Linked DNA regions of Homo sapiens: region 1 is linked to region 2. The links are chromatin contacts, found by Hi-C or POLR2A ChIA-PET in ENCODE. All regions are on one chromosome and are shown on one strand. The core of a region is the stretch at or near the end of the contact, and the rest is flanking DNA. Distances in the headings are between cores, read along the strand shown.

Region 1 (6,356 bases), core at 3,389-5,888, 140 kb after region 2:
TAAAAAGCTGTGTTTCATTTTCAAAATGAAAGATGATATGGATTCTTGCTTTCCTAGTTTTTAAAAGAAAGTATTAGATCAAACATGAAGACAGATTGATCTTGGGAGTATTTCTAACTTAAGAAATCAAAATCCATGTTCTCTCAAAATTGATATGAGTTTCAAGGATGGTTTTTTTGTTCAAAGACTCTTTTAACATATTTTGGGCCTATTAGAATTTTTTTTTTTTTTGAGTCAGTCTGGCTCTGTCACCCAGGCTGGAGTACAATGGTGCAATCAGTTCACTACAGCCTTGAATTGCTCAGTGCAGCCTTGAACTCATGGGTTCAAGCTATCCTTCTGTCTCAGCCTGCAGAGTAGCTGGGACTACCAACATGTGCTCCACTGTGCCTGGCTAATTTTTAAATAATTTTGTGGAAATGAGGTCTTGTTATATTGCCCAGGCTGGTCACAAACTGTTACAAATATTATAAACTATCACAGATATATGTCTATTTAGTGCAATCCATGTGTATCACAGTGTTCTAAGCCATTAAATTGGAAGACATGAGCCCTGGTCCCAAGGGACTCACAATATTAAAATCATAGATTACAGATGAGCCAATCTCTGAGCTATGGAGGACGAAGAGTCCCTGGTCAGGAAGCTCAGGTCCTGACTTTACCAACAGTTCTTTAGAACCTTGTTGAAATTAACTAAATGTTTAGTATTTCCATTTCCTCATACTTCAAATGTAGGATAATATCTGCCCTTCTTATCTCATGGGTCCCTGACCTAAGAACATAAGATAATGACTATAAACATTCCAAAAAATCCTAACACATTATTGTTATCTATACTAGACTCAAAACTGCAAAAGGATTTGTGTTTCCTTTTAAATAGCTTTAAGAAGCATCATTAACATTTGTACAACACTGAGAATCTCTTTGCACCCCAAGTTACAGAACTGTGTATTTAGCTACAATTTGGGCTGTGACTTAAGTGGAAGATATAGGTTACACCTCCTCTAACTAGAAGCAAAATGCAAATATTTTGAAGATTTTTTTTTTTTCTGACGCAGAAGTGTGGAAATAAGCAAATTGCAAAAGAAAGAGGAACATTATACTTAAGTCCTGAAATCTAAAAAATTTCAGTTTAGGGCTTTTTAAAAATAATTGGTAAAGTTCCAGGGTTAACCTACTTTGTTGAACCTTTGGGCTGTCCAGTGTGGAGCAAAATTCTTTAGGGATACAATGATACTTGAAAAAAATATTTGAAATATATAAGCCAGGCCGGGCACGGTGGTTCACGCCTGTAATCCCAGCACTTTAGGAGTCGGAGGCTGGAGGATCACGAGGTCAAGAGATCGAGACCATCCTGGCTAACACGGTGAAACCCCGCCTCTACTAAAAATACAAAAAATGAGCCGGGCGCGGTGGCGGGCGCCTGTAGTCCCAGCTACTCAGGAGGCTGAGGCAGGAGAACGGCGTGAACCCGGGAGGCGGAGCTTGCAGTGAGCCGAGATCGTGCCACTGCACTCCAGCCTGGACGACAGAGTGAGACTCCATATCAAAAAAAAAAAAAAAAAAAAAAAAAAAATATATATATATATATATATATATATATGTATATATATATATATGTATATATATATATATGTATATATATATGTATATATATATATGTATATATATATGTATATATATATATATGTATATATATATATGTATATATATATATATATGCTATCACTCACTTATAAAAAAGTATAGAGATCTGAGTAGATACATTAAAGATAGAAGATACTGGTTTTCATTCTAGGTTCATTCATTATAAAATGAAACCTTGACACATGTAAAAAACTTGATTCCCACAACTGTTAAAGGTGTTTTGTGCCACTGCTTCTGATCTTCTTACTGCTCTCCTGGCCTCCCCTAGCGTGTCTGAGTTTCTGTCACTGAGACCAGCTCTGTTTTCAAGTATTTCACATTTAACCTTCCCAGGAGAGGATTGGTTGGGTTCATCAGTCTATTCAGTATTCAGTACCCTGTAAGGTCTCAAAATAGGTCACTTCAGAGGTTACTGGCCAGGCAACTGCTGTTTCAATTAGTTGTGGCTGTGGTGTTGGGGTCATATGATGCAAAGCGCATCCCAAGAGGAGGGTTTCCATGCATGCCCATTTTATATAGGAAGTACAGGAAACATTGGTGGAAGAGTGGTGAAGTGGGATAGGAAAGATCACCAGCAAAGGGTGCATTATCAAGCACCTATAATCAAGCACTGGGTGGCTGGAGTTTAATCCATGGGGAAATCTTGGGAAATGGCATAAAACATTTCCCAGGGTTATCCTAATGAAAGGCAAGAGAGCTGGAATATTGATATACCAACTCCTCTTAATCATTGGTTAAGAACAGCTGAGAGGGAGGTAGAAGAGGGGTGTTCATTCTTGCAGACTGCATTGTTCACACCTTCAGGTAAAGGGATGAAGTTCAACTGGCAGCTGAAAGTGCTGGAGCTCATAGAAATGGTCAGGCCTGAAGGATGGGGGCAGGGTGCCACTGCATTAACTACACATGGTAACTCCAGGTAAAATCGCTCACAGCCAATTTACCAACAGGCTTCTCATATATAGGCTTTGTGGAACAGCCAATACCATTTTTATTAGAACAGTAATTCAACTTAAATTTTAAAATCAACTTAAAGAAACAACACATTTTTGTTTTGACTTTGGGACAACCTTATAAATGCCTAAAACTCTTTTTTTATATTGAATTTAGATTTTTGTACATAAGCTGATAAACGAATATTAATCTTTTCTGTGGTGAAACTGGGTGTTAATTTTTCAGTTTTGTCAGTGTCAACCTAAATAACAAAAACTGAAAGAAAATAGTGTTTATTTGGGAATAAGCATTGCGATGGGAATAGATGTGCCGTAGTAAACTATGTATTCAGGGGGGTAAAGGAAGGCAAAGGTTTTTAAAGAAAACGAGGAGGATTACATAATTGTTTTGAGATAATTATCCTTGGCTACAAGGATCAATAACAAGAGTGGCATCTGTCCAAGTTTAAATAGGCAGTTGCTGGGCAGACGTCCTCACAGAAGTGTGTTTTTGTGTAAGGCTTTGATGGCCTTTTTGCAAGGTTGTGGTTTTTGTAGTCTTTTGTGATAGCTTTTGTTATCTAGCATATGTGTGTGGGAACCCTCCCTTCATGTCCTTCCCCAGATCTGTTTTTCAGTTTGTTTTTAACATGAGTGACTCCATTTTTATTCTGACAACTTTTTATAGTGGTATCAACATCTTTGTCAGTTATTTGAATTAGGCAATTAGTTGCATATTTTATTTTAATTTTTGTCCCAATCTTAATGAAAAATAGAAGTGCTAATATCAATCATTGAACTTTTTATATGCTTAATAATGACAAAGATGAAAACCATAAAGCTTGCCAAAAACCTGAATTCTTTTTTTTTTTTTTTTTTGAGTCTTTGAGTTGTGCTCCATCACTCAGGCTGGAGTGCAATGGTGTGCTCTCCGCTCACGGCAACCTCCGCCTCCCTGGTTCAAGCGATTCTCATGCCTCAGCCTCCTGAGTAAATTCTTTAGTCTATTTGAACTCAAGCTTTGTTTTCAATTTTAAGAACAAAATTAACAAGAACAAAACAAGATTATGATTTGAACATGAAGTAAGACTAGGACTTTGACAGTTTGTTTTGTTTTATTGATTTTAGAGACAGGGTCTTGCTCTTGTCATCTAGGCTGGAGTGCAGTGGTACAATCATAGTTCACTGTAACCTGGAACTCCTGGGCTCAAGTCATCCTCCTGCCTCAACCTCTGGAGTAGCTGGGACTACAGGAACCCACCACTATGCCTGGCTTTTGTATTTTTTTAATTTCTGAGAATTGGCATCCTTTAAGACGTATAAGTCTGCTGATTTAATATTACATTTTCAACTTTTGTGCATGTATCTGGAATACTTTATGTACAGAAATTGGAGACTGCATAGCAGAACTACTTTATGTAAACATTGAAATAATTGAAAATGTCATCTTAGTAAAGTTGAGCCCTGGTAGAGATGGAGTTGTGCCTGGCCAAGTGACTATCTGTTTGAACCTCCCATCAGGATCTGAGTTCTGTCAGTCCTACAAGGTCATAAGGCCAGGCAGGCCCAGTCACCATCCAGTATAGATGGCAGTGATACATTTGGGGCTGAGCACAAGCAGGACCAGAAGCAGCACAAGCAAGCTGTGTGAGTATAGCTCTCAGACCCCATGTCAGAGAAACATCTTAGCTGACGTCCGTGTTCATAAGGATAGTCATTACAAGTAGCCGATGGAAGAGGAAATAACCTAAACACGATTTATGGGTGAATCTGACCAATTTGTGGTACAAACCATAACTCAAGTGTGACTTTGAAAGACTATTGTGTATAGCAAATCCTCCCAGTAAGCCAGCTGCTTGTGGGTGATGCAGGATATAATTCTTTGGCTATGAACTCATAGCGACAGAAGACTTGTATCTTCTTTGCTGAGAAGTGGGTCCTCTGGTCTGTGTGGGATCCTGTGCTAGTGGATCCGACACTCTGTTAACTCCCTGGATAGTGGTGCTGGCTGAGGTCTTGCAGGCAAGAAAGGCAAATACGTATCTGGAGTATGTGTCTATTTTGGGAGAACAAATCTCTGACCCTTCCAGGATGGCAGGGGTCCAAGAAGTGAGGTTGCTGATGTCAGATGTCCAGGTTATTCTACATGGTTGGTTAGTGTCTGTTCTATGGTGGATGGTCTCTGGTGGGTGCTCTCATGTGATATATAGATCTTCATACTTTGTGCCCATGCCCATATCTATTCACATGCTTCTATCTTAGAATTTATTGCACTTAATCTTCCAATTTCCCTTTTACAGGTCTCTGACCACTTTTTTTTTTTTCTATTGGCCAAAAGAGCTAGGCCATTTGCCACTGCCTCTGAATCATATACCTTCAAACCGTGGGACAGTTCTCTTTCTACCCAAAGTGGATATAACCAGGTACCATGAGCATTTGTGTATGTTTACATTCCTATGTTGTCATTTCCCTTGAGTAAATATCTAAAAGTGGAATTTCTGGGTCAGATGGTAAGTGTATGTTTAACTCTAAGAAACTGCCAAAGTGTTTCCAGAATGGCTATAGCATTTTGCATTCTCACCAGCAAAGTATGAGAATTATATGCCAACGCTTATTTTTTTTTTAGTCTTTTTAATTTTAGTCATTTTAATTTGGATGTGTCCTAGCATCTCATTATGATTCTAATTTGCATTTCCCTGGAAACTAATGATGTTGACTAATTCATGTGCTTAATGTCCATTTATATATCTGCTTTTTGAAGTAGCTGTTCAAGTCTTTTGCCCATTAAACAATTGGATTACATTTTAAAAATTGAGTTATGAGATATTTTTATATATTTTAGATATAAGACCTTTTTCAGGTGAATGTATTGCAAATATTTTTCCCAGTCTGTGACTTGCTTTTTTATTTTTTAATAGTATCTCTCAAAGAGCAAAAGTTTTAATTTTGATGAATTTCAGTTTATCAAGTTTTTCTTTTATGATTTTTGTGTCCTAAGAAATCTCTGCTTAGCCCAAGGTTGTGAAGATTTTATGTTTTCACCTAGAAGTTTAATAATTTTAGCTTTTATGTTTTGGTCTATGATCCATTTAGAGATTTTTGTGTGGGGGTGTATTGTGTGAAGAAATACCAAGATCGATTTTTCTTTATATGGATATCCAGTTGTTCCAGCACCATTTGTTGAAAAGACTATCCTTTTCACATTGAGTTACCTTGGCACCTTTGTCAAAAATCAATTCTCTATGTATGCGTGGGTCTATTTCTGGACACACTATTCTGTTTCAGTTATTTATATGTCTCTTCTTATGCAATGATACCCAGTAGCAACATTTATACTTAACATCCCCATCTTGGTTTCTAAGTACCTTTGAGCTGAAAGAAATCATGGCTGATTCTCAGGTATGTGACATAGGAAGTACAACATGAACCTGGGATGTCTTATACCCAAAAGCAAGGAAGTAAAAAAAAGACCAATGCACATGACAGACAGATTGAAGATGCTCCCACTGGCCAAATTTGGGACAATTTTAACATTAAAAAGATCATCAACTGTAACTGATCATAACCCTTAAATCCACAGTGAGGGGGAGAGTAAGGGAGAGAGAGAATGTCTCAGTGCCACATTGAAGGTGACTTTTACATCAAATCCTCATTCTGAAAATCTGTAATTAAAGGGAAATAATTATTTACCATATCTTTTTAGAAGATGACAAGAAAAAAGTCTTCTTTATAGAAGAATAACAGCTAATGTAGAAGAAATGAAAGAATTAGAAAACCATC
Region 2 (7,170 bases), core at 3,601-6,100:
GGCAGGTGGATCACCTGAGGTCAGGAGTTCAAAACCAGCCTAGCCAACATGGCAAAACCCCATCTCTACTAAAAATACAAAAATTAGCCAGGCGGGGTGGCGCACACCTGTAGTCCCAGCTACTCAGGAGGCTGAGGCAGGAGAATCGCTTGAACCCAGGAGGTGGAGGTTGCAGTGAGCCAAGTTTGCACCACTGCATTCCAGCCTAGGCAACAGAGCAAGACTCTTGTCTCAAAAAAAAAAAAAAAAAAAAAAAAAAAAAAGGCAAAAAACCCTCAGTAATTAACCAACAATCACATAATGAGGAATCCTTTTATAATGAAAATTACTAGTTTTTTTTTTTTTTCAATCAATCCATCTAAGATGTGTCCCCTGTATTCTGGTGGGGAGGGGAGGAGAGGAAAATTTTACCAAAAACCTGAAGGTTGAGAAAAACTAAAGAGAGGCCCCTCTAATAAAACATATGTACATCTTTAAATTCTTACATAAGACTCAAGAAACTTAAGTTTTAATGCTACTTCATATTCTTACAGAATTGCAGCTCTGTAATAGCTTTCAAAACAATCTTACAAATGGGCAAGAATATTACAAGAACTCACTCCCATTCCCTAGAGGTAACCTGATACCTTAATGGGTAGTGGTGCAACCCATCCCTTTCTCAAGACAACAGGCATTATTGCTTTTCCACTCCACCCACTTACACACCCCAAGTGAGATGTGGTGGATGAAACCCATCACATCAGAATTGTTCTAATGTAATAAAGAGCAGGAACTTTAGGAAAAAAAAGAGATCATCTGCCTGGAAGAGGTAGACCTTGAATTTCAACTTAAAGAAGAGAGGGACACAAACTTGAAGATAGGACGCTGTAGTTCTGTGGCCAGTTGTGATAGCCTAACAAAAGCTTGGAGGAGAGGAAGGAAAGACTTCAGAAAGAAAGGAAGGGCTCAAGACTGATGGCTCATGCCTGTAATCTCAACACTTCGGAAGGCCAAGGCAGGAGGATCACTTGAGGCCAGAAGTTTGAGATCAGTGTGGGCAGCATGGTAAGACCTTGTCACTATGAAAAAAATTTTTTTTTAATTAGCCGAGTGTGGTGGCACACGCCTGTGGCCCCAGCTACACAGAAGGCTGAGGTGGGAAGACCGCTTAAGCCCAGGAGGTTGAGGCTGCAGTGAGCCATGTGCATGCCACTGCACTCCAGCCTGGGCTGAGACCCAGTCTCAAAAAAAAAAAAAAAAAAAAAGCAACGAGGAACTTTTGGCTGGAATGGCAGGTATGAACTTGCACAAAGCAGAGGATGGGAAGAAAGGGGCAGTCACTCAGGATCCTTGAAGGCTATGGACATTGCCATAGCCATTAACATATTTAAGCTATTAATATTTCTGTAAAGAAATATCTTCTAACTGCAAGTTAAAAACAACCACCAAAAAAAAAAAATAACATTTCCATATACATTATGTACAACAGAGCCACCAATATAATACTTCTGCTATGGAAGCTAATGTGACCACAAGTGAGTCATGAAGTATTTTGCATTTATTTCAGGTCCAACAACGTGCCCAGTTGATGAATTTTGCCTAAATTGAATGTCTCTGGTACCACATTGTTATGGGGTGAATTGTATGCACCCAAGAAGACAGACTGGAGTCCTAACCCCCGGTACCTTGGAATGTGACCTTATTTGGAGACAGGGTTTTTACAGAGGAAATCAAGTTAAAATGAGGCCCTAATCTAGTATGACTGGTAGCCTTATTAAAATGAGAAGTTTGGACACAGACAGGCAGGCACACAGACAGGCAGGCACACAGACAGAATGTCATGTGAAGACGAGTTATGTTGCCACAAGTCAACTACTAGAAGCTAAGAGAGAAGCCTGGAATGGATCCTTCCCTGGCACCTTCAGAGGGAGCATGGCCCTGCTGACACCTTGAACTCAGAATGCTAGCCTCCAAAACTGAGAAAATTAGTTTCTGTGTTTAAGAAACACAGTTTGTAGAACTTTGTTATAGCAGCCCTAGCAAACTAATACTCAGGTGCTTCGGTAGTCTGCTTGGGCCAGGTTGTCCTGTTGACTAGTAAAACACACATTTTGCCATAAAATATTTTTAAAAGAAAAACATTAATATTTTGCTTCCATGATGCAATTACTATTTTACCATGGCCTTCTGTCTCACCACTTCAGAATTATGGATAAGTCTTAGGGATTCAAAACAAAAATAACCAATGTAGGGCTGGGCACAGTGGCTCATGCCTGTAATCCCAGCACTTTGGGAAGCCAAGATGGGCAGACCACCTGAGGTCAGGAGTTCGAGAGCAGCCTGGCCAACATGGCGAAACCCTGTCTCCACTAAAAATACAAAAATTAGCCGGGCGTGGTGGCACATGCTTGTAGTCTCAGCTACTCGGGAGGCTGAGGCAGGGAGGCGGAGGTTGCACCGAGCTGAGATCGCACCACTGCACTACAGCCTGGGGCGCAGAGGGAGACTCCATCTCCAAAAAAAAAAACCAAATTAATTAATTAAATAATAACCAATGTAGTAACGATTACACAGATATGTGAAGGATGCTTCCCCAAATAAAACCAAGCAAAAGAACTATCTAGTCAAGATTGAGCTCTTAATCCAAAACCTTTTAACCAAACCTATGAATCAGACCTACCTTCACTTGGTTTTATTTTGTACCTACCTATACTGATGGTGCTAATAAGTACTATCTGGTTTGGGTTTCATTTTCTTTCAAGTCCTTCTGTGCATCTTCTGGTAAAAGTGTCAACAAAGAAGGATCCTACACATCAGGGGTCTGCAAACTATGGTCTGCCGGTCAAACACTGCCTGCAGCTGGCTTTTGTATTTAAAGTTTTATTGAAACACAACCATGCCCATTTGTTTATATATTATCTATGGCTGCTTTCCAGTTACAAAGGCAGTGCTGAGTAATTGTGACAGAGACCTTATGGCCTACAAAGCTTAAAATATTTACTATCTGGCCCTTCACAAAAAAAAAAAAACCCTGATCCCAACTATAGATAGTGTATGAAATATATGAGCAGTTCCCACGTAAACCTTTATTGCTTGTTTCTCTCGATTGTCAATAATCCCAATTCCATTAGTACTATTTTCCAATCCTATTTCACACATTTCACTAGAGAACAATAAAAAGAGGAAGGGCATTCTAGCACTTTGGGAAGTCAAGGTGGGAGAACTGCTTAAGCTCAGAGTGGCTCAAGACCACTCTGGGCAACATAGTGAGATCTTATCTCTACAAAAAATTAAAAAATTAACTGCATGTGGTGGTGTGTGCCTGCGGTCCCAGCTATTTGGGTGGCTAAGGTGGGAGGATTGCTCCAGCTTGGGAGGTTGAGGCTGCAATAAGACATGATTGCACCACTGCACCACACTCCAGCCCGGGCAACAGAGCAAGACCCTGTCTCAAGAAAAAAAAAGAGAGAGAGAAAGGACCTCTTAGAATGTTAAATACTACCTTCTTTTTTGCTTAAATTTCTCTTAATGCTCGCCAGTTTTTCTGCACCCCTTTTAAAGAGATAAAACCAAACTCGGCAATGAATTGATGTCAAGAACATGGAAGATATATTTCCTTTTTTTCCCTATTCTAATTTAGTATCCTAATAAGCAGTTTCATAGAGTCAGTTAAAGGGTAGACTAACTCTAAGGTGACAATCAACACAAAACAGCCCATTGAGAACTCTGTTTCTATACAGGAAACAAATCAAATGCACCTGGAAGAAAAATGGTCAAAATTCAGGTAAACTGTAGCATGTCAGCTGCAAATCAGACATGTTCTTACTAGGCATTTCTTAAATATCTGAAGCTCTTATGGCACTAATTTCTAACTTATATAGTTATTTATACACTTGCTCCATACTCTCTCTTAGACTGTAAGGTTGACAACAGGATTACTAATTTGTTATTGCCCTCAGGGCCTAACACAGTTCTTGGCCCATAATGTACTCTAAAATATTGACTGAATGAATGATAATCCAAGCTGAATTTGGTTGAAAATGGCCAAGCTGGCCGGGCGCGGTGGCTCACACCTGTAATCCTAGCAACTTTGGGAGGCCGAGGCGGGCAGAGCACCGAGGTCGGGAGTTTGAGACCAGCCTGACCAACAAAGAGAAACTTCGTCTCCACTAAAAATACAAAATTAGCCGGGTGTGGTGGCACATGTCTGTAATCCCAGCTACTCGGGAGGCTGAGGCAGGAGACGCACTTGAATCTGGGAGGCGGAGGCTGTGATGAGCTGAGATCACGCCATTGCACTCCAGCCTGGACAACAAGAGAGACTCCATCTCCAAAAAAAAAAAAAGAAAAGAAAACAAGAAAAAGAAAAAAAAAGAAAATAGCCAAGCTTCACTGGCAGTCAGGATCTCTGGGTTCTAGTCCTGGTTTTGTTACAAATAAGCTATGCGATGTCCTCACCTCTAAAATAAGTACTGGGAAAAGCTCATCTCTGGGTCCTTTTGGCCTAGTATACTACACTTCTTTTGTAATAACACATTATATACTGAACATTCCTTCAGATCACTTCATCCGAAACACTAGTATCACATCGCAGAATTCATTCAGGATAAAATTTCATGTTGTAGACACCAGAAACAGTTGGTGAGGGAGACCGACAGACTTCCACCCACTTTTCGTTGGACTATGCAACTAAGAACCTTAATATAGATTTTTTTTTAGATGGTACAAGTGAACAATTTAGTCTAGATTACCTATTATAACAAAGGATGATCAAGTGGCCATTCAGAATTTTCAAGAACACACAGCAGTGTGTTCCTCACAGACGAGCCTTCTCCACAGTAGGGTTGTAAAGTCCTAACTGTGGTTTCTTCTATACAGGAACTTACACCTAGAAACCACAGAGTAAATTCTGCATGCTGTAATAAGTCAGGCAGGAAGGGACTGAAAGTATGCAAATTTTTCTACCCACAGCCAATTATATGAGAAAGACAAAACAAATTTAGAGGACAAAAGAATATTCATTATTAGAATGTGTGAGTTTTCCAGATCACTGACATTTTAAACTAGATTGATTTCTCAAGTCAGCTTTCTTGACTTTGTAAATGCTTTAAAAAGCAATAAAACAGGTGGAAAAACTGACCTTAACAGAGGAGAAATTAAAAGCAAAAAAAGAAATGAGAGTTGGCAGATACTAGTTTATTTTGCCTGAAGTTAACATGCAACTTACTATTGCTAAAGGCCTACTCTGTTCAGAGAATGACTTTTTAAACCTCACATAAAAGCAATTCTGAAGTTCTATCAATGATTTTTTAAAAAGATACACTCTTTAACATTCATTAGAAAAACATTAGTGCAAGTGTGTGCCATACTTAGAAAAACAAAGATTTTAAGGTAGGATGGTGAAGCACTAAGTAAAAGTCAGAAGATCCAGCTTTTCAAGCTGTGAGAATTTAAACAAATCACTCAATGTTTCTGGATTTTAATTATTTAGGAGTAAATTAAAGGGGTTGAACCCGATAATCTCTAATGTCCTTTCCAACACTAAAATGCAAAAGCTTCTTTTAAATAAGTGGTTCCCAAACTGTTCCAAGAACACAATTAGTAAATATTCTAAAACTAAATTATTCCATGATCAAGTAATTCTAGGAAAACAAATCATGAAGTCAGACAAATATCTCCACTGTAGGACTTCTTGAAGACTTTTTACTGCTAATTTACACTTTTACTCTCCTGGACAATACTACATAGTATGTAGTGTTTCCGAAGTTTCTTTGTAAAATGAGTATTTTAATTCCTTGAACACTTTCAACCTTTAATAGAATCCGTGTATCTTAGTAAGCACAATTAAGGAAAGCAGCTTTGAACAATAAACTTCTGAATTTAAAATCAGATGCTGAAGGCCGGGCGCAGTGGCTCACGCCTGTAATCCCAGCACTTTGGGAGGCCGAGGCGGGCAGATCACGCGGTCAGGAGATCGAGACCATCCTGGCTAACACGGTGAAACCCCGTCTCTACTAAAAATACAAAAAATTAGCCGGGCGTGGTGGCGGGCGCCTGCAGTCCTAGCTACTTGGGAGGCTGAGGCAGGAGAATGGCGTGAACCCGGGAGGCGGAGCTTGCAGTGAGCTGAGATCGCGCCACTGCACTCCAGCCTGGGTGACACAGCGAGACTCCGTCTCAAAAAAAAAAAAAAAAAAAAAAATCAGATGCTGAAAGAAGGAAAATGCTCACATAATAGTCGAGGGCATCTATTTCAGAAACTGTAATAACATCTCCATAGTGTTTACATATCATAAAGCACTTTATCTTACATTAACTCTTTTGACCCTTAACCCTGAGAAGCAAGGACAAATATAATAATCCTCACAAGTCTTTCTCATCACAAGGATTTTCGGCTAGTGAACAGAATGATCACAATTTTCTTCCACGATTATAACCGTAGGCTTTCCTTGACCCTTCCTCCAAAATCCTCTTTTGTATACAAACTGACCTGTTAGGAGACACCCCAAGGAAGGAGGGAAGCATCCAGAGTACCTGTGCCAGGTAATGTGCCACGTGCTGTCACCCAGATGATGTCATGTAATCATCTCAATAACACTGAGTAACTATTACCCCTGGTTTTGCTGCCAAGGAAATTAAGACCCAGAAAGTTTAAGAAATGTCCCTTCGAGTGATAAGAGCTGGGATCCACACCAATGTCCAACTTTTTTTCTTTAAAAGCAACCTGTGTTTTGAAATGGTTTGATAGTGAAATTTTTTTAAATGGACGTTGGCCATGTGGTTCAGTTGAAAAAAATTAACACTTTATTTTGGTTTGTGTTTCATGGTTTGTGGAATCTGTTTGAAATATGATTTGATTTACACAAATATTACAACAGTAGTTAGAGGGAGGTGTAATTTATACAAGAACTTCATCTTAATAATTACAACCACCTCAGTTCTTACTAGGTGCCAGACAGACCCATATGTACTATCTCATTTAATCCTCCAAACAACTCCACAAGGAAGGATCCCAGGACTATTCTACCTTCAAGGCTTTTACCTCAGAACTTCCTCTCTGAAGCAGCCTGTTTCACCTCTCTCTCCCAGGGACTTTTCTTTTTATCTTTTTTTTTTTTTTTTTTTTTTTTTTTTTGAGATGAAGGAAGTCTCACTCTGTTGCCTAGGCTGGAGTACAGTGGCACCATCTCA

What was found. Hi-C counts contacts between places; a loop is a spot of excess contacts on that map. ChIA-PET counts read pairs that join two places held with the same protein, here RNA polymerase II (POLR2A).
Region 1: POLR2A ChIA-PET joins it to region 2 with 13 read pairs in activated T-cell. The contact joins two enhancer-like sites. A Hi-C loop is called at or near these places in 1 of 168 maps with a recorded cell type or tissue (HepG2). POLR2A ChIA-PET finds 5 or more read pairs at or near these places in 7 of 52 experiments (AG04449, AG04450, CD8-positive, alpha-beta memory T cell and 4 more).

The regions. Positions count from the first base shown.
Region 1 is chr2:160,534,138-160,540,493 of GRCh38, forward strand. No RefSeq gene overlaps it. Among named protein-coding and RNA genes, the nearest start is that of RBMS1, 44 kb to the left of the region's middle. Within about 2 kb of position 4,639, at least 3 of the 41 ENCODE cell types and tissues checked have a DNase peak (open chromatin) inside an H3K27ac peak, as active enhancers do.
Region 2 is chr2:160,389,466-160,396,635 of GRCh38, forward strand. All of the region lies in intron 1 of RBMS1 (RNA binding motif single stranded interacting protein 1), which reads right to left. Among named protein-coding and RNA genes, the nearest start is that of MIR4785, 15 kb to the right of the region's middle. Within about 2 kb of position 4,851, at least 3 of the 41 ENCODE cell types and tissues checked have a DNase peak (open chromatin) inside an H3K27ac peak, as active enhancers do.